Regions from separate parts of the Mus musculus genome. Here regions 1 and 2 are each linked to region 3. Evidence: chromatin loops called from intact Hi-C (ENCODE). Cell type or tissue: left cerebral cortex. All regions are shown on one strand. Links, peaks and the distances in the headings refer to the core of each region. The heading gives the core; the rest is flanking DNA. Region 1 holds the start of Zfp641 (zinc finger protein 641). Region 2 has its middle 8.1 kb from the start of Olfr279. Region 3 holds the start of Gm33909 (a long non-coding RNA gene).

Evidence for each region. Peaks named below come from ENCODE experiments on the same cell type or tissue, not always from the same donor. Only the 100,000 strongest peaks of a DNase experiment are listed, where the experiment ranks them.
Region 1: it touches region 3 in a loop (5-fold over the local background); 7 of 42 quality-filtered maps call a loop at or near these places.
Region 2: it touches region 3 in a loop (4-fold over the local background); 11 of 42 quality-filtered maps call a loop at or near these places.

The regions. Positions count from the first base shown.
Region 1 is chr15:98,289,813-98,300,700 of GRCm38, forward strand. Zfp641 (zinc finger protein 641) reads right to left here and starts at 6,349. Exons shown (of 6, transcript NM_173769.4): 1 at 6,243-6,349; 2 at 3,808-4,016; 3 at 3,074-3,165; 4 at 1,359-1,488; 5 at 666-779. The coding sequence starts at 3,991. It overlaps Gm33967 (a long non-coding RNA gene), which reads left to right. Exons shown (of 4, transcript XR_001781762.2): 4 at 304-1,894. In left cerebral cortex, for the core only: no CTCF peak of the experiment used is centred there; DNase peaks (open chromatin) are centred at 6,120, 6,335, 6,612, 6,910 and 1 more place; H3K4me3 peaks cover 1,482 bases; H3K27ac peaks cover 1,194 bases.
Region 2 is chr15:98,500,102-98,510,989 of GRCm38, forward strand. No RefSeq gene overlaps it. Among named protein-coding and RNA genes, the nearest start is that of Olfr279, 8.1 kb to the left of the region's middle. In left cerebral cortex, for the core only: CTCF peaks have their summits at 4,584 (motif pointing left) and 6,750 (motif pointing left); a DNase peak (open chromatin) is centred at 4,569.
Region 3 is chr15:98,175,290-98,186,177 of GRCm38, forward strand. Gm33909 (a long non-coding RNA gene) reads left to right here and starts at 5,244. Exons shown (of 4, transcript XR_384431.4): 1 at 5,244-5,796; 2 at 8,120-8,311. Olfr288 (olfactory receptor 288) reads right to left here. Exons shown (of 3, transcript NM_001011733.2): 3 at 10,724-10,888. In left cerebral cortex, for the core only: a CTCF peak has its summit at 6,299 (motif pointing right); a DNase peak (open chromatin) is centred at 6,094; H3K4me3 peaks cover 1,004 bases; H3K27ac peaks cover 1,668 bases.

The DNA.
Region 1 (10,888 bases), core at 1,665-9,664, 110 kb after region 3:
AAAGTGTATGTGTGTGTATATGTGTGTGTGTATGTGTGTGTGTATGTGGGTAGGTATATGTATGTGTGTGTGTATGTATGTGTGTGTGTATGTGGGTGGGTATATGTATGTGTGTGTGTGTATGTATGTGTGTATGTGTGTGTGTGTGTGTGTGTATGTATGTGTGTGTGTGTTAGGGCTGAACTTCTTAAGATAACCATATCTGCTCTTGGTAAGGACGCAGCAAGTGATAAATGCTCTCCCTAATATCTATTTTCCAACATTATTTTCTTAACACTATTTACTACTCTTCATCACTACTAGGCGCCATCTTCACACTTCCACATGGAACGAGAGTGAGGTGTGAGCTGCAGTCATCGCTGGTAGCTGTCAGCATCATTGGATAGATCTCGAAGACATCTCTACGGTGACTCGGATGCTGACTGCCAGTGTCAGCTCTCGTCGAGTGTCTATTGTGTGCTTTGACACTCGTCTGCTGCTCCTGGGTGTTAACACATTTAACTGTAATAACTTAGATACAAGTTCTCACGGGTATGGGCTACAGGTCAAACCCGCACAGCCTGACTTCCACACCTTCTGCACCCAGGTTTGCTTTTAGAAAACAAAAACTTTCTGGTTAGGGACCTATAAAGATGACACCCTTGAGAGTATTTCCAGGTCCTTACCTGTATATGTGACCTTCAGGATGTCCCTTCCTTCTACATCCTGGGGGTCAGGGGCCCATTGGTCTTCTCCTCCCTCTTGTTGAGAAAGCATGTCCAATTTGGGGATGGGAAACCCTGTCCAGGAGAAAAGGACACACACACACACACACACACACACACACACACACACACACCCACCAGGTTAGTTCAATAATTCTGTGTTAATGGACAAAACTGCTTCCTAGATTCCTCATTGGGATGACAGGATAAAAAAGCCAGACACAAGCCTCCAGTCACATATCTTAAGTCCCTCTTCCTTTTCCTAGAAAACCACACGCTCTCTTCCAGTGAGCCAGTTCTCTTCCTTCAAACCCTCTGGTCACAGCCTTTCTGCTTCCGACTTTATCTTGACACTGTTAGGTCTGACCAGTAGCACCCTCACCTTCCCCAGGGCAGTGCTCCTGTTTCCAGGACCCAGATCCAGGTGGCTGTGTAAGGAGACTCAAATCCCCAACCAAGATGAGCCTTAAGTTTCCACTCCACAATTTAGCATTATTTACAAGGAGATCCCTCACTTCAACCCTTTTGGGCTTAGCACCAACATCTTTCTTTGTTGCCTAGACAGAGCCCTTGCCAAAGTCTTCTCAGCAGGCAATTTCCAACACCCAGAAGGGGACAGCCCCATCCCTCAAGGGCACATAAGATCCTGCTTACTCAGAGAGACGACGATCCCACAGTTTTCCTGCATGACATATTCTCCGTAAAAGTCTGTCTGCGAGGGGTCCAGGCTCCGCCACTCCTCCTGAGAGAAGCACAAGGACACATCCTTGATAGTTACTAGGCCCTGAAACAAGACAGGCGGTTGTCTGTTAGCATCTGCTCTGACGGGAAACACGACCTCACTATGAAGGGCTGAGGTGGACGAGGAAAGAGGGCAAGAGAGGACCCCGGAAAAAAACAACAACCCTAGCAGGTTAACAAAGCACTAGGCAAGGCCTGTAGCTTTGTTAAAGAGAAAAGGAAATGAGGCCAAGGAGTGAATATGGGAAAAGTGACTAGAGGAGGTTCCTGAGCGAGACCGTGAGAAGTCAGACTCAACGGGTCTGTGGCTTAACTACAGGTGTCTCCTGCGTCTCTTCTTACCTGCCTTAGTCTTTCTTGTAGACTGTACCACAGTCTCCTTCCTCCACTTGACCTTCCCTTCTCTGTCAACACAACATGATATAAACAAAACATGCCCATCTCCTGAGCACGCTGATGTTGTCTCTTCGGTGCTATAGTGGGTAAGCTCATAGTTTGGAGGCAAGCAGCTACCGCATGAGTGGCATTATCCAAATGCCTCCATCTTTCTCTGCGCCAATGTTCTCGCAATGGGATGGAGTGACTGAGTTGTTCTTACAGTACTTAGTATGTATAAAGTGCACAGGAAGGCTTACACATAGTAAGCGTCCTGAAATTTCACCACTGCCAACGCTGCTATCTTTCCACGGTTACTCTCTCCACTTGCATTCTCTTTCCAGATCTTTGCATAGTTTTTTTCTTCTCTTCTCTCTCCTAAAAGCTCCACATTCTACACCACCCAGTCTACTTGATGCTCTTCCAAGCATTCCTTGGCCCCTCTTTTGTTACCTTTTCCAGGACTTTTTCTGTTCTTTTCCTTCTTTTCTTTTCTCTTCCTTTCTTTCTTTCCCTTTCCTTCTTTCTTTCTTTCTTTCTTTCTTTCTTTCTTTCTTCCCTTCCTTCTTTCTCTTTGCTTTCTTTCTTTTTCTTCTCTTTCTTTCTCTCTCTTTCTCTTTCCCTTTCCTTCTTCCCCTTTCTTTCTTTCTATATTTTTTCTTTCTTTCCCTTTCCTTCTTCCTCTTTCTTTCTTTCCTTCTTTCTTTCTCTTTCTTTCCCTCTCCTTCTTTCTCTTCTCTTTCTTTCCCTTTCCTTCTCCTTTCTTTCTTTCTCTCTCTCTCTCTTTCTTTCTTTCTTTTTCTTTCTTTCCTTCCTTCTCTCTTTCTCTCTTTCCATGTCCTTTTCCCCCCCCCTCTCTCTCTCTCTCTCTCTCTCTCTCTCTCTCTCTCTTCCTTTCTTTCTGAGATAAAGTCTCACTGTGCCACCCAGACTGTCCCAAAATTCTTGGACTCAACCCACACTCCTACCTCAGCCTCCCCAGAAACTGGAATTACAAGCATGTACCACCATGCCCGATTTCAGGTTTTCTTTCTAAAAGAATCAACTGGTTGGTTATTCTGAAATCACCACTCTAGTCCAACAGATAACACAGTCACCCAATAGAAAAACATTGCACAGCCCTTAAACAGAATCTATTCCGTTCTAAGCACACTTTAGTGTTCACGGGAACTAACAAGCCAGTGGGATGATGCCAAAGTTGTAAAAGGACAATGACACCAACCTTGGGAGAGAACAGGGGGAGTAAAGCTCACCTGGGATCCGGCTGCAAGAAGTGCGGCTGCCATTTCCCAGTCTCCAGTGTTCCCCTCCTGGGGAACGGCCGGAACCCAGGGAACAGAAGTTGCTGGTGAGGGAAGAGAGGAACCATCAGAGATGAACTACCCATCTTTCCCAGGATGCACTTTTTTTTTTATCTTCTCCATCTGTGCTCACTGGTAAAACTCAAACACATATATAGAGATGTAGAGGCCTCCACTCAAACAGTTCTGCAAGGATCTGGGGACATTGAGTTAAGACTGGCTTTAGGTTGGATGGTACTGATTGATGCTCATCATGTGAAATATATGTTACTGACTGTGGTCTCCAACAGTAATGAGTCTCCCAGTACTTCCTGGGTCTCCCACATTCAACACCATTAATGACGTGCTTGCCTGTTGGAGGAATGACTGTGTGAGAAAAAGGAGCCTCTGCACATAGTTTGGAAGATGCAGGGCCTCTGGACAGCAGGGCCCAGGGTAAACAGACTGAACCTGGTATTTGGTACATACTTCAGTTGGTGGAAGTTAGAAATTAACTATTGTTGTTTGAGACAGGGCCATGCTCTGTAGCCCAGGCTGGCCTGAAACTCATGGCAATCCTCCAAGAAATGTGATTACAAGTTTGAGCCACCATACCTAGCCAGGTTAGGAATTTTTAATGCCTCTTTTGGAGCAGAGACTAGAAGACTTCTAGTGCTTCCAATCCCCACCCCACTATGTGCTCTCACCCTTCTCCTGAAGGGACAGTGGCTCGTCTTCAAGACCACAGTGAAGGTGCTCCAGCGGCCTTGGTGCTGTTCTCCACGAGCCCTCTTCCCGGGTCCCTCTTTCTGACTGGAGTTCTGCCGCATCCAGCTGTGTATTCATTGGCTCCCATCCCGTGCCCAGGCCTACAGCCTGTTCCGAAAGCATGTCTGCAGCAAGCACACACTGTGACCTGGAACAAGTCAGGAAGTGATGCACTCTTCTATCATGGATGAGGATGATATGCCCAAGGAAGCTTCAGAGAACAGCTCTTAAGGCTAAGGACAGGAAATGGTCCAAGGAGCCCCATGGAAGATGAGCTTACCAAACATGGTGTGAGCCAAGCTTTCCAGGAGGAGCTCAGGAACTGACAGGCGCCACACAGTCAAGTCCCTGTTATTTCGAAGGCCTCACACTATCAACAGACCTTCACCCAGGACTGCAAGAAACTTCACTTTAAAACACAATTAGTCCAATCCTGAAGATCCAGAGGGTTTCCACTGTATCAAAATCACTCAAGGCGCAGCAAAGTCGTTGAGAACACAAGAAGGAATCCACTCAACAAAGATGGATGCTGTTATACCTGAAGATTCTATGCCTCACATTACATTTTCACCAACTGATGTAGAAGTCCCACCCGGGGCAGGGGGTGACCTGTGAGTACCTGCTGTCTCTCTCGAGCTGAACCAGATAGCCCTCCCTTAAGTCTCAGTGAAGGGACCCATGATCTGTCACACTTATGTAGGAAATGAGAACTGATAAAAACCCAGCAGAAAGACCCGTAAAGTAGACAGCTATAAAAGCAAGCTGTAAGCACTCAACGCAGCCTTGACAGGGGGCTGGAACTGCAGGTCAGTGCAGAGCCAAAGTTTAAAGGAGATCATGGAAAGATCAGCATGTGGAGAGACCCTGGGAAGCTGGAAGGTGGCGTCACTCATACAGTGTGACAGGGAATAAGCATCCCTGTGGGCTGAAGTGTGTGACAGGCACCGGTCACAGTGCCTTACAAAGAATATATCCAACTTCAAGAACGGTATGGGGAAGCCAGTGTTTGTTCACAGGAAGAGATTCGAATCAAGAAAAGGGCAGGAAACCCAGCCTCTGGAAAAGCTAAACCAACAGACATAGTTTGGGCTTGATAAGCAACAGAGGGTCGGCCAGTCAGGCCACCTGTAAATATGTCTATGTATCAAACAGAATAAATGGTTTTGATCACAGGAAAGACTTAGGCTAGTATTTGTTCGTTTCTGTTTGTTTTCTAGAGTCCACAACAATCCTAGAGCAAGACAGGTCCCATTTGATAATGACTGTGGAACAACTTACTGCGTGGCAATCCATGTCTGTCATTTTTATTCCCTTTCTATGTAGACGGAGCGACCAATAATCTCCCTAGAACAAGTCAGAATTTCAGGGGCAGGCTGGAGAGATGGCACAATGGTTAAGAGCACTGACTGCTCTTCCAGAGGTCCTGAGTTCAATTCCCAGCAACCACATGGTGGCTCAACCGTCTGTAATGGAGTCCGATGCCCTCTTCTGGTGTGCCTGAAGACAGTGACAGGGTACTCATATACAGAATCCCAGGGCTATTTTAGCTCACAGGATCATCCAGTAACATCTGCAGGAACCCAGGAGGCTGGGAAAGGCTACAGCAGACCCCAGGCCAGTTACAATGTACAGAAAGAACAAATTCCTCTTCCATCATTGAAGCTCAAAGATGGCTTTGGGGCCTCAGGGATACACCCTGGCCTGATTCTGCAGAGCGCACTGGGCCAGCTGGATGACAGAAAACCTGTGGAAATGTTAGGGGGAACCGGGAGCAAAGGATGGCATGGATCACTGTCACCTGCCTGCATTTCCTAGGGTGCTCCTGGCAGGGCCAGCACCTGGGCTCCCACCTTAACCTGTCTTCTATCTTTCCTTGTCCCTAGTTCAGGATGATCCCAAGTCTGCTGGAGCCTGGGTTCTTGGGCTTTCATTTCTTTTGCCTGGTTATGTATCTGGGAGGCAGGGCACCTGCTGAAGTTTTTTTTTTTTTTTTTTTCTCAGCGAGTTCTTTTGGACAGAGACAGGGCCTTAGTATCAAAGAGTGGCCCAAGGGCACAGGGACGAAGAGTGGCTCAGTGGCCCTGCCATCGCGGGTGTGGCACCTTGGGCCCCGAGCCCACAGCAGAATAAGGTTTCTTCTGAGTCAGACTCAGCACCCCCGGGAGGGTCAGATTTCAGAAGACTCGGGAACTGGCTAAGTGGGACTAGAAAACAGGTTCCCGCGAGCAGGGGCTATACCAAGTGACAGAAAGGTGCTGCGGGGACGCCCACGCAAGTGACAGCGGCGGGACCAGGCATGCGACACCGACGCCACTGTTCCCACGGCCAGGCTGGTGCCCTCCTCCACGCCCGCCCGCACCCCAGCCTCACTCACCCCGGCTCGGCCCCTTGGCGTTACCTCCCGCCCGGCGCGGCCGAGCCCGCGGCCCGCACAGCAAGCGACAAGCGACAGGGCCGGCGCGGGGCGGGCACAGGAAATCCCGCCGCTTCCGGGGCTCCGTGGTGCGGGCGGGGGCGGGCACGGGTGGAGAGGACCGCTGGACCCACACTCCTGTCGCCACAGCCCACGGGCTTTGCTGCTCCCGGGGCCCCGCCCACCGCCTGCGACCTCCCACGGCGCCTGGCGGTAGGGTGGGGGCGGGGGTGGGAGTTCAAGAGGGTTGGAACCCTCCCCTAGGACTAACCCTCCAGACAGACAGACTGCCAAACCCGACTGGACAGTGGACTTCTAATGATGCCTTCCTTCACGTTGGCTCCAACAAGATGGTGCTGTGTGAAGTGGGCAGTGATGCTTGCTGCATTGCCTTCAGACCTGAAGAGACATGGGCTACAAGTGTGCACTGCACATTTAGACGACTTGATATTTAAAAACGTAATATCGAAGCTACATTAGGTTAAGTGTGTTAGTTTTACATATTACAAATGTGACTTGCGACAGATTGATTTCTGTTGGCTGGAAAAGACCAGAAAGACCTACAAAACAGATAATGGTAGAAAGAACCTAGCTTGTAAACGTTAACGTTTGTTTTATCACAGTCATTCTGCAAAATCGTACAGCCTATCAGTGGAGACATGTGCCAAAGGCTGTCTGCCATAAACTATGTGATACGTATTTCTTTTAAAAATCTACTCCGAACTAGGATAGAAGCAAAGAGAAGAGATTGCGTTTAGCAGGGATGTCAGAGACTCACAGAAATAAGCAAAGGAGCGGGAACGATGGGATAAGAAAGATATATATATATATGAAAGGAGACCTGCAGTTGGCAACAGGTATAGAGGGCGTTCTTAGGAGCAGCTCGTGGGATGTGTGAGCATGGTTGGACCAGAATGTCTATCCTCAGCCCCAGCACCAGGCTTGGAAATTCTTGCTTAAGCAGGAGACATGGGGTTATCAGTGTAATCCAACAACATATCAGTGTCGTGACTCTAGTATAGACTTTTTCATACCATTCACGGCATGTTGTGGGTGAATGGTGTGAAAGCCAGTGGGAGCAGGATCTCTGCTCTTGGTTTTTATGAAAGGGCCAGGCATCTTTTACCTAGTGTCTCCACTGTCTCAAGTGGCCTTAGAATAGTCTTGTTCATGAGTAAGAGGGAAGAGAGCTGTGGCTGACCTGTCAGCAGCATTAGGGATCAATTCTGAAAATACTTTATTTATTTATTTATTTATTTATTTATTTATTTATTTATAGCGACAATAAAAGTGACTTTTATTAGAAAACAATTACTGTTAACTTCTCTAATGTGGATAAGTGCTCTCCAAAATTTTTCTCCTGAGTAATCTTTAGAGTTTGTTATACGCATGCAAAGTAAATATTTTTCTTGGCTTTTCTTTCTTTCTTTCTTTCTTTTTATTTTTAAAATTCATCTTACATCCTGATCATGGCCCCCCTCACCTCTCCTCTCTTCCCAGTCCCACCCTTACAATCTCTCCAATGCCCCCTCCTCTTCTCAAAGAAGGACACCCCTTGGGTACCACCCTACCCTGAGACATCTACCTAGTCCCAGGAGGACTTTCTCTCCCACTGAGGCCCAACCAGGCAGTCCAAGTAGAGGGGAAGGGAATCCAATGGCAGGGAACAGAAACCAAGACAGCCCCCACACCACTTGCCTGGGGACTCATATGAAGACCAAGCTGCACATTTGTTACAAATGTGTAGGGGATTTAGGTCCAGCTCCTGCATGTTCTCTGGTTGGTGGCCCAGGCTCTGTGGTCCCCCCATTGTTCCAGGCTAGATGACTCAGTGGATTTTCTTGTGGTGCCCTTGACCTCTCCAAGTTGCTCACTTCTATCCCCCACTCTTCCACAAAATTCCCCGGGCTTTGCCTGATGTTTGGCTGTGGGTCTCTGCACCTGTCTCTATCTGTTGCTGGAGGAAGCCTCTCAGGAGACAGTTAGGCGAGAGTCCAGTCTGCAAGTGTAGCAGAGTATCGTTAAAAGTGTCAGGGGTTGGCGCTCTCACATGGGTTGTGTTTCAAGTTGAGACAGTCATTGGCTGACTGATCCCTCAGTCTCTACTCCATCTTTATCCCTGCACATTTTGTAGGCAGGATAAATTTTGGGTCGAAGGTTTTGTGGGTGGATTGATGTCCCCCTCCTCCTCTGGAAGTCCTGCTGGCTACAGGAGGTGGCCACTTCAATTTCCATATCCCCCTCTAGTAGAAATCTCAGCTAGGGTCACTTCCATATACTTCCATAATTCTACAGGTATTTATCAGCTGTAGGAGTTCTCTGGTAGAGTTTGGGGGGTCACTTATGTATACTATCATATCATCTGTGAATACTGATACTTTGACTTCTTTGTTTCCAATTTGTATCCCCGTGATCTCCTTTAGTTGTCTTATTGCTCTAGCTAGGACTTCAAAGACTACATTGAAGAGGTAGGGAGACAGTGGACAGCCTTGTCACTGATTTCAGTGCAATTGCTTTAAGTCCTCTCCATTTAATTTAATGGTGGCTATTGGTTTGCTGTATATTGTCTTTATTGTGTTTATGTGTGTGTGTCTTGTATCCCTGATCTCTACAAGACTTTTAACATGAAGGGGTGTTGGTGTTTGTCAGAGGCTTTTACAGCATCTAATGAGATGATCATGTGATTTTTTTTCTTTTAGTTTGTTTACATAGGATTACATTGATGGATTTTTGTATATTGAACTATCCTTGCATCCCTGGGATAAAGCCTCTTTGACTATGGTGGATGATATTTTTGATGTGTGCCTGGATTCAGTTTGCCAGTATTTTATCGAGTATTTTCATATCAGTGTTCATAAGAGAAATTGGTCTGAAATTCTTTTTCTTTGTTGAGTCTTCACATGGTTTAGGTAACAGGGTGACTGTGGCCTCATAGAATGAGTTTGGCAGTGTTTCCTCTGTTTCTATTTTGTGAGGAGCATTGGTGTTAGCTCTTCTTTGAAAGTCTGATAGAATTCTGCACTAAAACTGTCTGGCCCTGGTTTGTTTGTTTCTTGTTTTTGCTTTTGGTTTTTGTGGGTTTTTTTTGGGGGGGGAGTGGGAGACTTTTAATGACTGCTTCTATTTCTTTGGTGATTATAGGGATGTTTAAATAGTTTACCTGATCTTGATTTAATTTTGGTAAGTGGTATCTATTTAGAAAATCATCCATTTTGTTTAGATTTTCCAATTCTGTGGCGTATAGGCTTTTGAAGTAAGACCTAATGATTCTTTGAATTTTCTTGTCTGTTTTTATGTCTCCTTTTTCATTTCTGATTTTTGTTAATATTGATACTGTGTCTCTGTCTTTTAGTTAGTTTGGCTAAGGGTTTGTCTATCTTATTGATTTTCTCCTCTTGGTTTCTTTGAATCTTTGTATTGTTTTCTTTGTTTCTAACTGATTGATTGCAGCCCTGATTTTGATTATTTCCTGCTGCCTACTCCTCTTTGGTGTGCTTGCTTCTTCTTCTATTTTCTAGAGCTTTTAGGTGTGCTTTTAAATAGCTGGTGTGAGAACTTTCTAATTTCTTTATGGAGGCACTTAGTAATATGGACTTTCCTCTTAGCACTGCATTTATTGTGTCCCATAAATTTGGGTATGCTGTGTTTTCATTTTCATTGAATTCTCAAAAGCCCTTAATTTCTTTCTTTATTTCTTTTAGACCCAGAGATCACTAAGTAGAGAGTTGTTTGATTTTCATGTGTGTGTATGCTTTCTGGCATTTCTGTTGTTGTTGAAGTCCAGTTTTAATTTATGGTGGTCTGATAAGATACAAGCGTTATTTCAATTTTCTTGTATCTGTTGAGGCTTGCTTTGTGACCAACTATATGGTCAATTTTGAAGAAGATTCCATGAGGTGCTAGGAAAAAGGTATATTCTTCTGCATTTGGGCAAAATGTTTGGGTACATTTGATTCATAATATTAGTTACTTTTATTAGTTCTCTGTTCAGTTTTTGTCTGAATTACCTGTCAATTGGCGAGAAGAGTGGGGTGCTGAAGACTCCCACTATTAATGTGTGGGTTTCAATATGTGATAAGGTTTAACAATGTTTCTTTTAAAAATGTGGGTGCCCTTGTGTTTGGGACATAGACATTCAGAATTGAGATATCATGTTGGTAGATTTTTTTCTTTGATGAGAATTAAGTGTCCTTCCCAATCTCTTTTAATTAATTTTGGTTGAAGGATTTTTTTTTTTTTTTTTTTTGAGTAGCTAGTTCAGCTTGCTTCTTGAGTCCATTTGCTTGGAAAACTTTTCCAGCCCTTTACTCTGAGGCAATGTTCATCTTTATTTCTGAGGTGTGTATCTTGTAGCAGCAGAATGTCGGTTCCTGTTTTTGCATTCATCCTGTTAGCCTGTGTCTTTTATTGGGGAATTGAGTCCATGATGTTGAGAGATAGTGATTGTTAGTTCCTGTATTTTTGATGTTGGTGATGTGTGTGTGTGTGTGTGTTTCCATTGTTTTTGCTGTTCTCTTATTTCTTGTGTTCTCTTGGGTGTAGTTTTCATTCTAGTATTTTCCATAGGGCTGGATTTGTGGGCAGATATTGTTAAAATTGGTTTTATC
Region 2 (10,888 bases), core at 1,030-9,029, 320 kb after region 3:
TCCCAGGAGGTGGTGGTGCACGCCTTTAATCCCAGCACTTGGGAGGCAGAGGCAGGCAGATCTCTGAGTTCGAGGCCAGCCTGGTGTACAGAGTGAGTTCTAGGACAGCCAGGGTTACACAGAGAAATCCTGTCTCATAAAGGAAACAGACAAAAACAGTCTGAGGTATGTCCTAATGATAGAGCAAGTGCTGAGCATGTATGGACCCCTCAGTTAAACAAACCCGCAACACAAAAACATTTCTAGGTTTTTACTTGAACTATATCAATGTGTGTGGGGTTTTTCTTCCAAAGTGTGATACATGACCCACCGGTGTTGGGATGATCTGAAGTAATTGTTGTCTCTGAGGAACTGGGGTATAGCCAGATGGCTGTACTTGCCAATCATGTGCAAGGTCATAGCTTCAAGCCCCAGTACTAAAAAAGTCACTAAGTACAAATAAAGACTTCTGAGCAGTCAGACCCAAAGAATCTAGCTGTCTAGACAGGGAGCCCAGCCCAGAAGACTGTCCTTCATAAACGGCATGATTGAGTCTCTCTGTAGCAAGAGAGCACCATGCCCAGTAGTGAGGGGATTTCAGTAGCAAAGGCAAGCAGGCAAAGTGGGGAATACAGATGTTCACAGATGTGGACACATGGAACGGAAGGAGGGGGAGGAAGAAATGTATGAGAAAGGGCAAATGACAGTGTCTGAGGACATCTGAGAGTGTCTGAGGATGTCTGAGGGTATCTGAGAGTGGGGGCATCGGAGGGTGTCTGAGAGCATCTGAGAGTGTCTGAGGGTGTCTGAGGACATCTGAAGGAGTCTGAATGGGTCTGAGAGTGTCTGCAGGTGTCTGAGGATGTCTGAGACCATCTGAGGGTGTCTGAGAATGTCTGAGGGTGTCTGAGAGGTCTGAGGGCATCTGAGGATGTCTGAGGGTATCTGAGGCCATCTGAGGGTGTTTGAGGGTGTCTGCAGGTGTCTGAGGATGTCTGAGGGCATCTGAGAGTGTCTGAGGATGTCTGGGGCCATGTGAGGGCGTTTGAGGGTGTCTGAGAATGTCTGAGGGAGTCTGAGGGTGCCCGAGGGTATCTGAGGACATCTGAGAGGTCTGAGAGCATCTGAGGGTGTCTGAGGATGTCTGAGGGCATCTGAGAGTGTCTGAGGGTGTCTGAGGCCATCTGAGGGTGTCTGAGACTGTCTGCAGGTGTCTGAGGATGTCTGAGGCCATCTGAGGGTGTCTGAGAATGTCTGAGGTCATCTGAGAGTGTCTGAGGGTGTCTGAGGCCATCTGAGGGTGTTTGAGGGTGTCTGAGACTGTCTGCGGGTGTCTGAGGATGTCTGAGGCCATCTGAGGGTGTTTGAGGGTGTCTGAGAATGTCTGAGGGAGTCTGAGGGTGCCCGAGGGTATCTGAGGACATCTGAGAGGTCTGAGAGCATCTGAGGGTGTCTGAGGATGTCTGAGGGAATCTGAGAGTGAGGGCATCTGAGAGCATCTGAGGGTGTCTGAGGGAGTCTGAGAGTGTCTGAGGGCGTCTGAGGGTGTCTGCGGACATCTGAAGGAGTCTGAGTGGATCTGAGAGTGTCTGTGGGCATCTGAGGGTGTCTGAGGGCATCTGAGATCATATGAGAGTGTCTGATGGTGTCTGAGGGCATAGAGAATCTAGGACAGACAACCTCCCCGCCAGGGTAGAACAGAGGAAGATAATAAAAAGTCCTCTATCCAGAAGCTTGCTTGGGAAGTAGGTCAGACCTGAGCTGAATAGAAGTATTTGCAAATACTCAGAATATCTCTGCTAAGACTGGAAATGTCATTTAATGGTAGAGCAATTGCTTAAAATGCGCGTGCGCGCGCACACACACACACACACACACACACACACACACACAACTACCTCTGTGGTATTTATTCTTTGCCTTAAGGTCAAAAGGAAAATCCAGTTGGGTGGTGGTGACACACACCTCTAATCCCATCATTCAGCAGTCAGAGACAGGCTGATCTCTGTGAGTTCTAGGCCAGCCTGGTCTATGTAATGAATTCCAGGACACCTTGCTACATAGTAAGACCCTATCTCAAAAAAAGGGGGAATCCTGTGTTGTATGTGAGTATCCTAGTGTGGTGATTTGTATGTGCTAGGCCCAGGGAGTGACACTATTAGGAGGTATGACCCCATTGGAGCGGCGTGTCACGGTGGGTGTGGGCTTTAAGACCCTCATCCCCGCTGCCTGGAAGCCAGTATTCTGCTAGCAGCCTTCAGATGAAGTTGTAGAACTCTCGGCTCCTCTTGCAGCATGCCTGCCTGGATGCTGCCATGTTCCCACCTTCATGATAATAGACTGAACCTCTGAACCTGTAAGCCAGCCCCAATAAAATGTTGTTCTTGTAAGACTCTCCTTGGGGGCTGGTGAGATGGCTCAGCGGTTAAGAGTGCCGGCTGCTCTTCCAAAGGTCCTGAGTTCAAATCCCAGCAACCACACAGTGGCTCACAACCATCTGTAATGAAATCTGATGCCCTCTTCTGGAGTGTCTGAAGACAGCTACAGTACTCACATATAATAAATAAATAAATAAATAAATAAATAAATAAATAAATAAATAAATGACTCGCCTTGGTCATGGTTTCTTGCCTTGGTCATGGTTTCTGTTCACAGCAATAAAACCCTATCTAAGACACCTAAAAAGAGGACAGGGACAGTGTAAAAGGAACAGAGAAATCCGTGGGACAAAGGGTGCAGGGTCCTTCTAAGTGTGCACGCTCTCACGATGCCCAGGACTCTGTTTCTACCCCATGTAAACGTCACCGAGAGTCCGGGAAGCTCGGGAGACACAGACATCAACGGCACCAGAGCCTGGGTCCCAGGGTCAGAACATGGGGCATGGCTACCGTCAGCCACATGGAGAAGATACATACTTAACCCCTTCCTCTGCTCTGCCTGAGGGATCTTTAGATCGGCTAGCAAAAGTTAACTCCTTCCTGCGCACGACTTCCTTCCAAGATCGCCGAGATTCAGTCCGAATAGCATCACGCAGGGCCTTTCCTTGACTGTGTCCTTGCAGCATGGAAACGTGGTGTATGTCCATCCCCTCCTGAAGCTCAGGATGAATCGGACTGAGGTGACACCAGGAAAATGATGGGTCACCAGAAACCGCACCTGCCCAGAGGTCAAATCCTAGAACCAAGGGTCAGAAGGGCAAAGTAAAGATGAAAAAAGAAGGTGTGCGGGAGACAGAGAACAGGGACACAGAGCAGGGACACACAGAGAGAAGGAGAGACAGGGATGGTGAACGAGAACGGAGAAACAGAAACACGGGAAAAGAGAGGACAAGAGGGAAGGTGCAGAAATCTCCATTCTTCTGCTTGAACCATGTGTTTGTTTTCCTCATGAAAAAGAAGTAGACTGAGGGTTTTTTGGGTTTTTTTTGGGGGGGGAGGGGGGGACTGGTGAAATGACTCAACCTGCTGCCAAGCCTGAAGACTGGAGTTGAATCACAGGGACCCACAAGGCAGAAGGAGAAAACTGACCTTCCTTTGATCTTCACCCACACATGCACACACATACCACACTCACACATACCACACACACACATCACACACTCACACATACCACACACACACACACACACATACCACACTCACACATACCACACACACACATCACACACTCACACATACCACACACACACATCACACACACAACAAACACATGCACACACACATTAAAAATTAATCGTTTTTTAAGATTTATCTATTTACACATATGAGTGTTCTATTTGCATGCGTGCCTATATGACAGAAGAGGACATCGGATCCCATTACAGATGTTTGTGAGGCACTATGTGGTTGCTGGGAATTAAACTCAGGACCTCTGGAAGAGCAGTCAGTGCTCTTAACTATTGAGCTATCTTGTTCCAGCCTGTGCAATAATTTTTTGTTGTTGTTTTCATTTTTGTTTTGTTTGTAGGTTTGTTTGTTTCTAAGCAAGGTTTCTCTGTATAACAGCCCTTGGTTGTCCTGGAACTTGCTTCTGAGTTCCTCCTCGGAACAACACACAACTAGCAGCAGCTGAAAAGATGCAGGATGAAAACATTTAAAAGACTCACAAAATGGTTCAAAATAAGATAAACATGTCCGTGGGCCACAGTGGGAGAGACATTTAATGAACACCATGGGCTCGCAGGAGCTTTGGCACGCTGGGTTCTAGGATTGAGTGAGTAAAAGTGTCTATAAGTTGTTCAGCTCCCTCAGTTCACAGACACTAAAGCGATCCAGCTGCATTAAGGACAGGAGCCAGGACCTTCCAGATGTGGGAGGTGGTGAGTGGAGTCATTTAAAAACTGCTGTGTGTGACAGGAGTAGATGGAGGGAGGTAGGGGGGACAGACAGCTTCACCACCAGGAACTGACCCAGCGAGCGCACCTCTGGATCCATAACCAGACCTGAAGGAGCCTCAGTCTCGCCAGCGGCCACCGCCACCATGTTCCCAATAGAAGGCCCGCTTAATGCTCTTACACAGGACCTCAGTTTGATACCAAAGAACCGCATCAGGTGGTTCACAACGGCCTTTAACTCGTTTCAGGAGCTCCAGCGCCCCCTTCTGGCCTCCCCAGGTATTGTACCTGTAGTTACCTCTATCTACAAGGGGAGCGAGGCCAAGCAGAATTGGAAAACCCGCCCCTAGATGAAGAGCCACGCGCAGTTGAAGCCTCTAAGTGAGCAACAGCGTCGTTTTTGTTCAGTAATGCGTCTATTGGTATGTCATGGACCGTCCTTCTCCGGTGTGCATGTCGGCTGCACTAATTGGTCTCAGTGAATAATAAAAACATTTTTAAGGAGAGGGCATGAATCTGGATGGGACACATTGGGTGGAATCCCGGGGAATGGGAGGGTAAAACTCGTCATAAGACAATTCTTTGGGTATAAATATAATTTTACTATTCATTTTCAATTAAGCAAACTTGCATAGCAATACAATGGATGTGATTCTTTATTTTTACACAAAGAACTGTATCCTGGGCTGAGGAGAAGAACTCACTGAGCAAAAGGCAAACACACAATGCCCAGTACTGGAGCTAGTCCTGCCAAACCATCCAGTTCTAGGACTAGTGAGAGAGTCTGTCTCCAGGAATAAGGTGGAGAGCAATAGAGGAAGATTCATGGCTGCCCCTGGCTTACACACACACACACACCAGCATGTATGTTCATGTACCTGAACATATGTATGCACACATACACACACATACATGTACCTGAACATATGCACACACACGTGTACATACACCTGAACGCACACATGCACGCACACACACAGAGTGTGTACATGTACCTGAACACACGCACATGCACACACACATGTGTACATGTACCTGAACACACACATGCACACACACATGTATGTGTACATGTATCTGAATACACACACGTGCGTGTGTGTGCACATGCACTTGAACACAAAAACACGAACGTACACATGTACACGTACCTGAACACATGCATGCACGCACACTCGTGCATCTAAAAACATACTCGTGCATCTAAACACACACATAGTTGCTGTGGTCATGGTCTCTTCACAGCAATAAAACCCTGACTAAGACAGACAGTAAAAGGACTTCAGTTGACATCATGCATCCAATCTGAGCCGGCCTGATGCCTTTGCACACAGTCAGTGTTCGAAACCAGGCTATGGGCCAGAAAGATGGCTCAGAGGGAAGAGGCAACTGATTGCTATCCTGAACTGATAAAATCTGAGGTCCATCCCCACACAGCGGAAGGGGCGAACCGACTCCTGAACACTGTTCTCTGACGTCCACACGTGCACAGTGCCAGAAGAGGCCAGAAGTGGGCATGGAACTCCAGGAAGCGGAGTTCCAGGAGGTTTTGAGCTTCTGTGTGGATACAGAGGATCAATGTGTGTCACCTTTGAGAGTAGCCAACATTCTCAACCACTGAGCAATCTCTCCATCCCCTGACCATAATGATTTTTAGAAGACAACATGAAGTCAAAGAACGGAACAAAGAATACACACTACCAGAAGCGCCTGGAGTTCTGTTTTGATTTTAAATTAATCTTTTACTGTCTTGCATTCAGAGTCAAATTTTTCACGACCCCCACACTCATTTACACATTCACACATGACCCCATGGGAGGTGCGCTATCTAAGCAGCTGGGAGCTACATGCAGATCGCCACCGAAGACCTTCCCCGTGCTGGTCAGGGTTTGTCTCCTTTAATCCCCGATGAAACAGACCACAGGGAAGGGGAAGGGACTGGGTACTTTGACACACACACACACATACACACACACACATCTAGGTCAGAGGCAGATCTTTGACCTAGATATGAACAAGCCCTTCCCCAACCTGACTTCCTCTTCCTCTCTTGCTGGGTCAGGCTCTCTAGCCTTAGGCTTTCATATGAATACTTTCCCCTTGGCTCAATCTCAAAATAAGACGAGTCCTTGTCTTATACTGGTGTTGAAACTTTTGTCTGAAACAAATCATCCCCCAGGGAATCAGGGAGTCCAGAAGGAGAAGGAACAAAAGGCAGGACTGTTAAAAATAAACGATTAAATCCAAGTTTTCCTTTCCCAGCCCTGGCTCCTGGAATGACAACTCTGAGACTAAATATTTATTAATAAATGCTTAGGACAGGCTGGAGAAATGGCTCAGAGGTTAAGAGCACACCGGTTGCTTTTCCAAAGGTCCTGAGTTCAATTCCCAGCAACCACATGGTGGCACACAGCCATCTATGATGGGTTCTTGTGCCCTCTTCTGGCTTGCAAGCATACTTGCAGGCATAATAAATTAGTTTATTTTAAATTTATTATTTATTTATTTATTCCTTAAAAAAGAAAGAAGCCGGGCGTGGTGGCACAGTTCTTCCAGATACCTCAGCTATTAAAACACCTCTCCTGAGCGGGGTGTGGTGGCGCACGCCTTTAATCCCAGCACTCGGGAGGCAGAGGCAGGCAGATTTCTGAGTTCGAGGCCAGCCTGGTCTACAAAGTGAGTTCCAGGACAGCCAGGGCTATACAGAGAAACCCTGTCTCAAAAAAAAAAAAAAAAAAAAAAAAAAAAAGCCACCTTTCCTTTGAGGTAGAATGTGAAGCAGAGGAGGGGGCTCACTGTGGGCTTGGCACTGTGCTCAGAGCTTCCCGCTAACCCACTTCATTCACAAAAACCCCAGGAAGGGGGTACTATCATTGCAGTAGTTTGTATCTGGAATGTTTCAATGGCCCACAATTTTAAGGCTTTAAGATGAAAAAAATCTCTAAGAGATGGTCTGCTCACAACTACCTGATGGGTGTTGTGAATCTCTTATAAACATCACCTGTCAATAAAAAAGCCGATGGCCAATGAGCTGAGGCAGGAAGTAGGAGGTGGGACAATGGCAGGAACAGAGAGGATTCTGGGTAATAGTAAGGGATAAAAGAGAGACCATGTGAGAGCCGCGAGAGATTGGAGAGGAGATGGGACTGAGGAGAAATGAAAACCATCAGTGTTTGCACAGCAGGAGTCTGTGTCCATCCTCTGTGTTACCACCAAGGCCACGCAGACATCCCTGCTCTTAGCTGCCACCTGGGGCCGTGTTGATGTCCAAGGGCTGGCGCTCTCTCTCTCTCTCTCTCTCTCTCTCTCTCTCTCTCTCTCTCTCACACACACACACACACACACACATACACACACACACCTACACCTGAGTAGCACTGCAGAGCTGGCCCTGGTGAGGACTCAGTGAGCCAGCCCCAAGGCAAAAGGGCCAGAAGAGCTGGTCCTGCCTCTTGCTGGCTGCTACAGGCAGGAGACCTGCCCCACCTCTCACCTAGGCAAAGCAGGAGAGCTGACCTTTGTGGCACAGGGGCAGGAGAGCTGATGGGCAGAGCAACTCAGCTTCTAACTACACCCAGATCCAGGGTTTTGAGTTGACCACCCCAACATATACCCCATCTATGAACTGCTGGAGCGTGAGACGGGGCTGGTCCTGAAGACCCAACACTACAGGACCACGGTGACACAGGGCAACACCAAGATAACTGGACTGGCTGGTTTTGTGTGTCAACTTGACACCAGAGGGAATTATCACAGAGAAAGGAGCCTTGAGGAAATGTCTCCATGAGGCATTTTCTCAATTAGTGATCAAGGGAGAAGGGCCCAGCCCATTGTGGGTGTTGCTATTCCTGGGCTTGGGTTCTATAAGAAAGCAAGTTGCATAACCCAGGGGAAGCAAGCCAGTAAGCAGCATTCCTCCATGGCTTCTACATCCATTCCCGCCTGTGTGAGTTCCTGTGCTGACTTCCTTTGGTGATGAACAGCACTGTGGAAGTGTAAGCTGAATAAACCCTTTCCTCCCCCACTTGCTTCTTAGTCATAATGTTTTGTGCAGGGATAGTAATCCTAAGACAAATTGGTACCAACCTGACCATTCCTGTGACAACCTGACCATGTTTGGGGGAGGACTGTAGGAAGACTTTGGAAGTTTGGGTTAGAAGAGCCATTGGGATGTTAAGAGCTCTGTGGGATGTTGTGTAGGAGCTTGGGAGATGATGTTGAGAACAGTGCAAATGATGGAGGCCTGGCTTGTGACATTTCAGAGGGAAGATTAAAGGCTCTTATCAGGGCTATTGCTATTTTGATTGTGAAGATTCTGTGGTTTTGTTAGCTGGGGCTGAAGAATCAGCTGTGATTAACAAAATACTAGAACTACTAAAGCAAAAACTTTGCATTACTGGGACTATTGATGCTGGTTAGCTGGAGCTAAGAAATTAGCGGTGATTAAGAAGAGACCAGCATCATTGAGGTGAAATCTTCTGGGAAGTGTTTTCTGAGAGCACAGAGACTGTGTTCCAGAGATAGACAAGATTTTACCTTGTGCTGTGGCTGGACTTGGTAATGTGTAAGAGTCACCCAAGTGGTACTGGTTTTGAAGGCATGAAGGGGTTATGCAGAGCAGCTGAGGCTCGGCACTGTGAGAGGCCACGGAAGGCCATTGGTGAGGGTGTAGCCTCAGTTGCAATTGATGGCCCAGGACTTGAAGGGGTCACACAAGGGAGTTGATGTTTGGCACCATAAAGAGAGCTTATGAGAGGCCATTGGTGAAGCCCAGTTGCAGCAGAAGACAGCAGTGTTTTGGAGATGCCAGTACCATGAGATGACCACCAAGAGCAGCAACAGCAGTGGAGTGCAGGCAGCTGGAACCTAGAAGACAAGGTTTAGCTCAAAGGGCAAAGCTAGAAAGTGATTCAAGCCCTTGGAGGAGTCCCCTCCAAGAGCACTGGATATTGTTTGTTTGTTTGTTTGTTTGTTTGTTTGTTTTGAGACAGGGTTTCCTCTGTGTAGCCATGCCTGTGCTGGAATTCTGCAGACCAGGCTGGCCTCACACTCAGAGATCTGCCTGCCTCTGCCTCCTGAGCGCTGGGATTAAAGGCATGTGCCACCATGAGCCTTAATGGCAACTTGGTTTCAGTTCCCAGAACCCACGTGGCAACTCACAACCATTTATAACTCCAGTTCCAGAAGATCAGAAGCCCTCTGCTGGCCTCTGAGTGCATTAGGCACATATGCACTACACATGCACACATGCACACAAAACATCCATACACATAAACTTTAAAAAAATGTTTTTTTAAAGAAAAAATGTAAAGCAAGCTTCTAGACTCTTTTTTGTAAACATTCAGTCTTGCATTTCACTTTGGAAAGTGGCCTCTGTTATCAGCAGACTCATATGAAGTGAATATGAAAAGACACTCCCATTTAATCCCCCGGAACATACTTCTAACATTTCATAAAGCACTGTTAGAAGCTGACGGTATGGCAGAGCAGTGGTGGTGCACGCCTTTAATCCCAGCACTTGGGAGACAGAGGCAGGAGAATTTCTGAGTTCGAGGCCAGCCTGTTCTACAGAGGAAGTTCCAGGACAGCCAGGGCTACACAGAGAAACCCTGTCTTGGAGGAGGAGGAGGAGGAGGAGGAGGAGGAGGAGGAGGAGGAGGAACTAGAATGATGATAGAATAGATAGATAGATAGATAGATAGATAGATAGTAGTTAGACAGATGGTAGGGATAGATGGATATTATTGATAGATAAATAGATGATAGATAACAGAAATGTGTAATTATATAGATATCGGTATAATGATACAAAGTGACCACCTTGGGCCTTTCCCAGGACACCAAATCCCCACCCCCCCGTCTCCAAACCACAGAAAATAGTAGGGCTACATAAATATTCCTGGGGTAATGCTACATAAATATTCCTAGGATAACATGATACAACAAATGTCCATCGCTGATCTTCCAAGGTGAAAACGAATTGCTCTTGATGCACTGCGTAAGGGCACTGACCCAAAGTCAAAGACAGTTCTCACACACACACACACACACACACACACCACACACACACACACACACACACACACCACACACACACACACACACACACACACACACACACACACACACACACACACACACACATTCACATGCCCCCACTCCACATGACAGACTCTGCGATACAGGCTTTCTCCAAATGCCGCGAAGACCACACGGGGGCGCTGTCGGGCTGTGTTTTGCCCATAGTTCATCAACTTATCTCCCAAGCAACCAAGCCTTTGGTGGGCAGGGGTGGTTCAAGACCCGAAATGTAGACACATTTACAAAGAGGTGTGTCGGAGCAGCCAGCCTCGGTCCCACGCAGCATCAGTACCTGCAATGCAAGCAGCGGCAGGTCTGGGGATTGAGGGAGCACGCCACTGCACGGTCCACAGAAGCCAACTGTTTCCAGCCCCTGCTGACCCCATGTGTTGTGCTGAACATCCACCATGGTCCCTAGAGGAACTGTTTACAATGGGAAGCCTGGCGCACTCTTAACTCTCAGACTATCCGCATTGTAGAGTTGTGTTTATTAAC
Region 3 (10,888 bases), core at 2,019-10,018:
CACTGAGCCATCTCTCCAGCACCCTCCCAGCCCCCCTTATTGCCTTTTTCTCCTCCTTGCCTGCGTGTGTTCAATCCTGAGCACACTGTCCATCTGTTTCCAGGCTTATGGGTACCTTGAGAGCTGCGACTGTGTATTCGTGCTATAGGGTCTGAGGTGTCTACGGGGACTTTATGGTACTGTAGGGTGAGTGGCACCTCATTTTAGGATCCCCAAGGAAAGGAAAGAATACTGCCACGAATGATCATTGGGTTCTTATCACTTGGGTCTTAAAGGTTCGTTCTTATTTAAATATCATTTATTTCTAAATTTCAAAAGGGACTTTAAACTATCACTACCACGTACACAACTATAACTAAAAGTCACTCCAGAATTACAATTACTTAGCCTTGAGCCTGGCACTTCTGAATCACTTTTGTCCCTGTCTGTATTTTTTCTATGCATTTCTATTAGATGCCATACTGAGTTTTAGCAAAGCAGTTTCTTAGGAAAGAAAATGTTGCCTGCGGGAGTTCCCTCCACGGCCCAACTCCTAATCTCTGATGCTGTACTTCCTTTGATCTTGCCAGAGACAGTTTAAGGTAGGTGTTTGAACAGCACTAGTATTTCTCCAAGGGTTGATGAACTGAGGGCTTCCAGTCATATCAGTCACTTTGAATGATAGCTAAGGTCAAGCTCGAGGAGTGTCCTTGTGTCCTGACTTCTGGGAGCTGGCAGGAATTATAAACTACCATTGGTTATATAGGACATTCTATTTGAAAGATGTTTAGATGTGTGAGAGAAAACAGTTTCCTGTATCAATGGAATTTACATTATTATCATCGTTTTTCTGAGGAAAGATCTCACTCCGTAGAGCAGTCTGACCTCGAACTCACAGCGATCCACCTGTCTTTGCCTCCAGAGTGCTGGGATTAAGTATGTGCCCATCACACCAAGCAAAATTTACTTTATTATAAAGGCATCTTGATAATAGCCCCAAAAAAGTGTTCAGCTGAATAATAAAAGGAAAAGGAGCAATTGAGAAGCAGAGGTGAGGGCTGGAGAGATGGCTCAGTGGTTAAGAGCACCGACTGCTCTTCCAGAGGTCCTGAGTTCAATTCCCAGCAACCACATGGTGGCTTATAACCATCTGTAACAGGGTCTGACGCCCTCTTTTGGTGTGTCTGAAACCGCAGTGGTGAATACATTAAATATATAAATAAATCTTGAAAAAGAATTTAAGAGAAACAGAGGTGAGGATGGAACTGAAACATTGTCACCTCTAAGAGTCTTTAGTTTTTTTTCTGAAAGAAACTTTGTTGATGTTTGTGCAGCTATTTATATGTAAGTTAGATGTCCAATGGGTCTTACCAGTTACAATTTGACTTTGAGTCATTTCTTTTTGCTGCTCCCAGACACCCCTTCTCCAGGTTGGTCCTTGGCATATGGGGAAAGTTGCTGTGCATGCAGGCAGGAGAAGGTACAATAGAAATGAAGTACTGTAAAGACTCAGAGTAGGGAGAACATTGGAAGAAAAGCAGCAGCTGGCATAGCATCCCACTCTGGGAAAAGGAAGTAGAGTGCTCTTGGCCAAAGCACCAGCAAACCTTCCCTAAATGAGCTACATAGGTGTCTGCACAGATGTACAAAGTATGTTGTGCAAAACAATACAATTCTTGCATTTTACACATAGAGACAAAGTATCACAAGCAAACGAGAAACAAACAGCCGACCTGACCTCCTGCCTGAAACATGGCAGTCAAAAGGGGCCAGCAGTCCCTTGTTCCAAAGAAACAGAGCTAAGTTCTGGCAGGGGAGAAGGGCTCGCCCACTCCAGGACACAGACTGTATTCTCTTGTTCTCTTGGAACAGAAGCAGCTCACTGTAATCTACAGAACTTTAGCCTCGAGTTTGGCAACTTTGAGAAGAAGAGGGTCCTGGAGAGGATGACAAAACCAGGCAGTGAGGGTCATAAAACAATACCCAAAGAAAAGGGAGAAAGAAAGAAAAGCAAAGTGGCACTTAACATTACGAAGGCAAAGCAGCATTCTGTCCCAGAGAGCCTGACTCAAAAAGGAGTCACTTCGGTAAATAAAAGGAGAGGGAAGAGGTACCTTTGTAAAAATGTGCCAGAGGCTAAGAAAACAGGCAAATAGGCAGCATTACAGATCTCAAGAACAAACATGGGCATGAAGCCAAGTTCTAACAGGAAGGGGAAAGGTAATTTAATGGAAATGGTAGCCCTTAGCACAGTGGTTCTCAACCTGTGGGTCGGGACCCCCTTTCATAGTCCATCAGATACCCTGCACGCCAGATATTTCCATTATGATTTATAACAGAAAAATTACAGTAATGAAGTAGCAATGAAATAGCTCTACAGCTGGAGGTCACCACAACTTGAGGGACCAGTGTTAACCTTGCATTAGCAAGTCTGAGGACTGCTGTTGTAGAAGGGGGAGGGGGCAGCAGAAGTTGCTGCTCTGGGTCTGCTTGTTCCTCAGAGGAGAGTCTTTAAGGTAACCATGTGGATGAGTCCCTGTTAGCCCAGGAGATCAGGCGAAACAAACAAACAAATCCAATGACAATACTCAGATGATAGAATCTTTGTAGTTGGAAAGTCTATGAGATTAAAGGTTCAAAGATGACACTTAGTCAATAGACTTTCCTTGGAGGAGTATATGCCGTGGCTGGTGGGAGCCCACCTAAAGAACTCAGATATAGAGATGTGCAGAAAATCAACTTAACGGAGTGGTACCCATACACCAGTGCTTTCAAAAGTACCACGAGGACTCTGCTTTTACAATTTTTCAACTTTTCTGAGCTTAATAATAAAAAGTTAACTGTGGCTAGAGAAACAGCTTAGCAGTTAATAGCTCTTCCTGCTCTTCCAGAGCTGCTGAGCTCAGTTCCCAGAACCCACTTTGGTTGGCCCATAACCTCTTGTGACTCAGCTTCTGGTATCTGCCACCCTCTTCTGGTCTCAGGGGACACTGTACTCTTGTTCCTCAGAGGAATACACACACACACACACACACACACACACACACATACACACACACACACACACACCTTTTAAGAGTTATTGAGTCAGGTATGATGGCTCATGCTTTTAATCCCTGCACTTGGAAGGCAGAGGCAGGAGGATCTCTGAATTCTAGGCTAACTTGGTCTAGTTAACCTTTTAATATGCTAATGTTATATAGATTAAAAATGCTACAAATTCAAACTCAAATATTTTTGATCATAGCAGTAATAATCATTCCATCTTCCGTAGCTATTGCAAACAATAAATCCAACACATTTATCCTATTAGAATCTGTGAATTTCAAAGGACATCATGTACAAAATGGGTTGATGACAGAGTCGAATAGAAAAAATATTGGCTTTGCCTAAAATGAACAAGAATAAAATATCGTTCTAGAATATACAATTAATACCTGCAAATAAATAGGAACAAGACGTCAGACCACTGGCATAAAGGAACAAAGGATGTGATCTGGCAACTTACTAAAGAGGAAAAACTAATAGGAATATGAAAATTCAATTAAAATAGTTAATAATATAACACAAGCTAAACCAATAATGTGTTATCTCTTTATAGCTACCAAAGCTACAAAAATAGGAGCTGGCAAAGTTGCAAATATCAGACATGCAGCTCTATAGGGTCTTTGGAAAGCCATCTAAGAATACATGTCACGTTAGAGCTTTACACAATATAGGATAAATCTTTTTACAGTTCCAGAATGGATCAAGCAGGGATGTCTGATGTAGAGTTATAACCTAGTGAGCAGAACTGGAGATGACACTGGAGTTGTCATGCCACTGTGAGAGTGAGCCAAGAGAGGCAGAATAAATGTTAGCATCTGGCAAAGTGCATGGAGCTGGAAAAACATGCTCAGTGACTCAAGTAAACCTAGGACAGGGCAGACATCTCAGCAGCTTTGGAGAACTAGAAAAATGAGTGTCTAGGAACGGAGGTAGGGCTCACTGATAGGCATCTGCTGAGCATGGGCAAAGCTCTGGGCTCAATCCCCAGTAGAGAAAAAGAAAATTCCACAAAGCAACTATGTGTGCAAAACACAAATATACACAGTAGAAAATTATTAACCTACCATAAAAGCAGAAAGATGAGAGTAGAGACAAGAGATATGAATAGAACAAGAGAGTTTTAACTTGCAGACATTAATAATGGTGCGTGCCATGAATCAGAGTATGGCTCATCTGATCTCCTGAGGAGCAAATAAAACATAATGACAATCTATCAGAGCAATATCTGAAAGATGAAGGGCCAGAATGAGTAATTCTTGCAGAAAAAAGTCCCCCAACTCTTGACAGCAAAATGAACTCGTTATTCCAAATAAGTACAGAGATGTGTGGTGCTCGGGCCCACAGAGGATTGCTAATAGTTGTTAGGGTGAGTGGTAACATTTGCTGAGTTTTCTGTAGGGTGTAAAGTTATTCCACAAGCACAAGGTGCAAACATGTAAGGCTGACACAAAGCAGGAGGAGGGGGCATTATCTTGGGCTCTTTCTCTGGAGATATGGGAGATATGGTCTTTTATTTCTGTCTCCCCTAACTTCAACATACTTTCTCTGTGCACCACCTTTTTCCTTCCTTCCTTCCTTCCTTCCTTCCTTCCTTCCTTCCTTCCTTCCTTCCTTCTTTCTTTCTTTCTTTCTTTCTTTCTTTCTTTCTTTCCTTCTTCCTTCTTCCTTCCTTCCTTCCTTCCTTCCTTCCTTCCTTCCTTCCTTCCTCCCTTCCTCCCTTCCTTCCTTCCTGTCTGTCTGTCTGTCTGTCTGTCTCTGTATGCCTGGCAAAAGTGCAGGGTCAGCTGTAGTGATGGGTAGATGAGATATAGAATTTCTTGATGGCAACTGTCCACTCCTATGGGGGAAGAGAGTTTTTGAGAAGTAGGCCGTGTAGCATAACAGACGCACTCCAAAGCATCTACACTTCACAGGTCATCAAGTGAACATTATGCTCAGATTTATCTATCTCCTGGGACCCCGTCGTCCCTTTCAGATGTTCCTATTTGAGGCGATTGTTTCTGCTTCCTAGTAAGGAAGGCGGGTCTTGTGTTTGGGTAGGATACTTTAAAGAAAGAATTATTTTTAAAGGCCCAGGTGGGGGCTGTACAAAATCACAAACACAAACAAAACAAAACAAAACAAAAATCTAGAAGCAGTGTGAGAGCTCTGTTGCAGATGTTGGGAGACAGAACCAGGTGGAGTGTGTGGATCAGTAAACCCCCTAAAGAGAAAGCGGGAGGGGAGGGGTGTCTAGGTGGCGTGAGGTGGGTAGACTAGATACCCAACCTCGGGTTCCGCCTTTGCCATTCATGGATCGAACCCGATGGAAAGCAGAGACGAATGTGAACAGTTTATACAGGCCAGTATGACAAGGACGAAGAGTCGAAGAGTCGTAGAGCCAGACAGAAGACATCTAGGTCTTTAGAGCTAGTATTACAAACGTTACAGTTAGCGTTTAATTTTCATGACCCACATAAGCCGTATTTTTCTATATGCTAAACCGTTTCACAAGACTCGGGGACTTGTGGGGTGAGGGTTCTCAACACTTTCTCCCCTGTCCTGTTGGAGAAGCTCTCCTTCTGTTCTGTTTGGTTAACGTACCAGGATTTTGCTAGATTTTATGAGGAATAAATACCGTCACAACACCCGGTACAGTCAAAAGCACTTGCGCCAAGCGCTGAACATTTAATTGGGTAGAGAGAAAAATAAATTACTCAAAAACGACGCGGGAGTCCAGAGATAAGGAAGACACACATTGTGGGAACTCAGAGATCCCAGGGACTCGAGGTACGTGGCGAGAAGGTTTTCTCGGGTGGTTAACTGAAAGGGGGCGATAAGGCGGCTGAGGACACTGCAGTTGTTTACTGGCGGGAAGTGCAGCCCAGCATTACACAATTCGCTAAAAATGGAGCTATCGCTTGGAGAGATTCAGGCTCCGCATCCTCGGACTGGACGGGCAGCTACCGAGCCTTCATGTGATTGGTAGAGGGCTCTCCGGCTATGCTCCACCCACACCCCCAGCCTCCGCCGAAGGGGAGGGGTACTCGGTTGGATGGGTATCCCACGCCCTGAGCTCCTGGGCAGGATCCTGCAGCTGCCCACCTCGGCCGCTGCAGTCACATCCCGAAATAGACCTTGTTTCTCAGAGGTGGACAAATCTGGATCCGGCGCGGGAGGGTTGGTCAAGGAGACGGCGCTCATTGGTTGTACAGGACGCGCCGATAGGCGGAGGAAGGCTGATTGGTCGCAGGTTCTGCCTGGTTCTAATCAGGTCAAGGCCTGCAGCGTCTTCGGGTGCTGCCGCCAGGTGGAGCTGGGCAGGGAGATGTGAGGACCTCGGGGAAGAAGAGGAGGATCAGAGAGAACTTCTGGGTTCTCTCTGGATTTTTTTTTTTTTAGGGGGCTGAGCTAACTCTAATGTAGTGGTTCTCAACCTTCCTAGTGCTGCGATCCTTTAATACAGTTCTTAATGTTGTGGTGACCCTCTCAACCATAAAAATTTTTTCGTTGCTACTTCATAACAAGTTTTGCTAGTTATAAATTGTAATGTTAAATATCTGATATGCAGGATATCTGATATGCATCCCAAAGGAGTAGAGACCCACAGGTTAAGAACAGCTGCTCTAGGCCCACCTAGTCATCTTGTCTTCTTGAATCCAGCCTTTCCGGAGCCCTTCTTAAGTAGTTATCTGGTTTTGCGTGGACCCTGCAGCTCTTCCCTTCAGGGGGCGGGGGCGACGACAGCCCACAGCTGCAGCAGGGGAGATCTGGCACAGGCAATAGCTTGTGAGCCCTTCTTATGACCTGTTCCACCTGGGAGGCTTGAGAGGACAGTTTCAGGTCACCCCAGGTCGGATTTCTCACTAACTCCTAGCCCCCAACCCACCTTCTGACATGCTTGTTGAACGCACATATGCAAGAAATCAACTTTTTTTGGGGGGGGGGGGTTGGAATTTCAGTCCTAACAGCCAGCACCCCTTCCCGATTTGCACCTAACAGCTCCTCCGAATTCTTCATGGTTTAGCTAACATCACCTCCTTGGCATTCTTCCGGACCTCCTTAGGTGAGCTAAGGACAGTAACAAAGTTCCACTGCAGTGTAGCTGGTGAGTTTACCTGCGGTCAGTCTCGGGGACACTGACTACCCAGGGGCAGGTATGCTACTAAAGGAAACATTTCTCTCCTTGGAATCCTTGACCTTGGATAGCCCCACTCCCACTTCCTCTATTAACTACTTAGGTGTCTTTAGGAAGAAGAGGGGCCTCATAAGCCTCTCCCTTTCACTGACGAAGTCAATGGAGTGTGCAGGTCACCTGTAGGTGATCACAGCTGCTGAGAGAGAGGTCAAAAGGATAATAGCAGTGTCGTGCCAGAAGAGAAGGGGGGTAGGTTCTGGGGCAAGGGCACTGGAGTGAGAATGGTAGCCACACCCTTTAAATACTGTGTAATCTGGGAAAAAAAAACCCACTAGGAACTTCTGTTTTTGATGTCAAATAGTGATCCTACTATCAAGGGATTCAACTGTAAAGGTCTTAGGACCAACGTACTTAATAGCCTTGAGCTGTTGTTATCTGGGCTTCAATGTTGTTTTACACGGACCCTTTAATAACACAGTTCTTGCCCTGTTCATAATCTCACCGTCTAGAAGTGCTCAGAACTGTCGGGGAGCGGTTCTCAACTTGTGGGTCAGGGTCGCCTAAGACCATCAGAAAACACAGATATTTAGGTTACAATTCATAACGGCAGCACACTCACAGTTATGAAGTGGCAGCGAAAATAACCTTATTATTTCATGTGTGGGGGTCACCACAACATGAGGAACGGTGTTAAGGGGGTCTCAGCATCAGGACGGCTGAGAACCACTGTTGCACGGTTGTGATGTAATTTTCAAAAACTGACTCAAAAGCCCACTGTCTTTTTTCTCTGCCTGCCCTTTCCCGGCTTGCTTTTCCTTTTCCGAGACTTTTTTGCATATTGGAATTTCAAACTTAAGAAAGCTAGGACTCCAGACTCCATGGTGACCCGGAAGGTCATGGTGACCTTCCCCTCAGTTTGATAACTTTAGACAGGGTTCTTCTGGGTTGTAAGTCTCTCCTCTTTTTTTCTTACAGAACTTACTTCAGAACACGTGCCACTGGTAATTTTCTCTGGGCCTTTGCTATGTATGTAAGTCTTAGAAACTTACTGCCAGTTTCATGACCCAGAAAAGGTCTTCTCAGGACCTGAGCTATTGAAGGTCTGTCCTTGAGGAAGATTGGTGTCCTCTCTCTCAGCCTGTGTGTGGGTTAAGAACCTGACTCCAGGTGGGTAAACCAATAGTTTTTTTTTTTTTTTTTTTTTTTTTTAAGATTTATTTATTATATAAGTACACTGTAGCTGACTTCAGACACACCAGAAGAGGGCGTCAGATCTCATTATGGGTGGTTGTGAGCCACCATGTGGTTGCTGGGATTTGAACTCAAGACCTTTGGAAGAACCGTCAGTGCTCTTACCTGCTGAGCCATCTCGCCAGCCCAAATGATAGTCTTAAAGTCTGGGACAAGTTTACTTTCCCTTAGGTGAGACCGATTAGCAGCACAGGTCACTTCTAGCGGCCCTCCCTTCCAGGAGGTTGGTTCTCTTCTTCCATCTGTATGGCATCCAGGAATGGCCTTACTTGATGGGCCATCTCCTGACCCAGTCCACCCTCCTCTCTCTCTCTCTCTTTTCTATTTTGTTTGAGACAGGGTTTCAATATATACCACTGGCTATTGAGCATGCCCCACCCCCTTTAAGAATATTTTTATTTAACTTAAAAAGTAGTAAGATCTACAAAATATATCTCAGGGAACCCTTTCTTGCCTTCTTGCTTTTTTGTTAATCCTCCTAACCCTTTCTTTCTCTTCCTGTATTCATCCTGCTTGAGACTTGCCAACTCTTGGATCTCCCTGTCTCCCCTTTACTTTCACATCGAATGTGCCCTGCTCCCTTTCCCTCCCCTCCCTTTCTCTCCTCTCCCTCCAGCCCCTCCCATTACACAGTCTTTGTCCCCTTTCTAGCTTTCTGGTCCCTACAGGCCTTCCAAGTCAACAACACAAATCTACAACTTTGAATCTAAGACTTGAGAACATTCATCGTTTATCGGTTACCATAGTACAATGCTCCCCATGTCATTTCGTTTTCTTCCCCCCTACAGATTTCACTGTTTTTTAAAAGATGAATACAATTGCACTGTGTGCAGGTACTACACTTTCAGTATCCATTCTTCGGGTGAGGGACAGCTAGGCTGACAGGATTTTCTGGTTATTATGAACAGAGTCTCTGGTTCAGGATACAGAGCCCTTTGGGTAGATGCCAGAAGTGTTACAGCTGGATCATATGTTAGCTCTATTTTCGGTGTCTTCAAAACCTCTGCAGCAATTTCCTTAGAGGCAGCACCAGTCTACGGTCCCACAGTGAACAGGGGGGTCCACTTTCTTTACAGCCTCACCAGCATTTGAAGATAGGGACTGAACTCATTCTTTGTTTTGATTCTTTAAACACTTTTTACTCTTATTTATTTCTTGTGCACGTGTGTGTTTACAAGCACCTACACACCACAGTGTCTCTAAGGAAGGCAGAGGTAGGGTCTCTAGGGAAGGCAGAGGCCAGGGTCTCTAAGGAAGGCAGAAGACAGCTTGTAGAGTTTGTTGTCTCCTCCTATCTGTCTGACTTCCAGTAAAAAGAGTTTATCTCAAGCTCATTTACTCCATGAGCTGTCTGATCTCCCCAGCCCGGTCATTTCCTTTCCCTGTTGCTTGTGGAGACAGGGTCTCACTATATAGCCCTGGCTGTCCTGGAACTCACTAGGTAAACCAGGCTGGCTTAGAACTCACTGCCACCACACTCCACTGTCACTTGTTTTCTTGATGACAGCCATTCTGACTGGTGTGAGGTGGAATCTCAAAGTAGTTCTAGTTTGCATTTGCCTAACGAATTGGCAAATGACATTGAACATTTTAAAAAATATGTTTATGAAATGTAGCAGCAATTAATGAAAAGAAGGCCCTGGATTCAAAAGATGGGTGCACGGGAGGCTTTGGAGGGAAGAAAGGGAAGGAGGAAAGGATGTAATTATTAGAACTTTCCTTTGAGAACCCTCTGTCCAGTTCTACAGCCTACTTTTTAATTGAGCTGTTTTCTTGATGTTTAGGTTTTTTTTTAAGTTCTTCCTATGTTCTAGACATTAACCCTTTGTTCATTGTAAAACTAAGAAAGATTTTCTTACAATTTATAGATTACCTCTTCACTTGACTGATAGTTTTTTTTTCTTTTTCTTTTCAAGGTAGGGTTTCTCTATGTAGCCCTGGCTGTCCTGGATCTCACTCTGTAGACCAGGCTGGCCTCGAATCTGCCTCCCTCTGCCTGCCAAGTGCTGGGATTAAAGGCAAGCCACCACCGCCTGGCTACAGACTCAGTTCAATCACACAAGGTCCCATTTGTTGGTTGTCTGACCTTCTACTCATAAAAGCCTGTGTCTTGATGTATACCCCCACTTTTTCCCTAACAGCCAGCTTTAGAGTTTCATGTCTCATGTTGGGGTTCTTGATGCATTTGGGGTTTGTTTTTGGATATCCACAAGTAGACACCCAGTTTCCCCAAAACCATCAGCGGAGAGGCTGCCTTCCTGCAATGTGTAGTTTGACCATTTACCTTCATTTCTTATTCTACTGCTGTGTAAAATATCCCAACAAATTCGATAAAAGAAAAGGAGTTTATTGCAGTTTATAGTTGAAGAGCAAACTGTCCATTCTGGCAGGGAAGATAAAGTGGCAGGATCATGTATCTACACACAGGAAACAGTGGATGACTGATCACGTTGTATCTATACACGGGAAACAGTGGATGACTGACCTTACTCT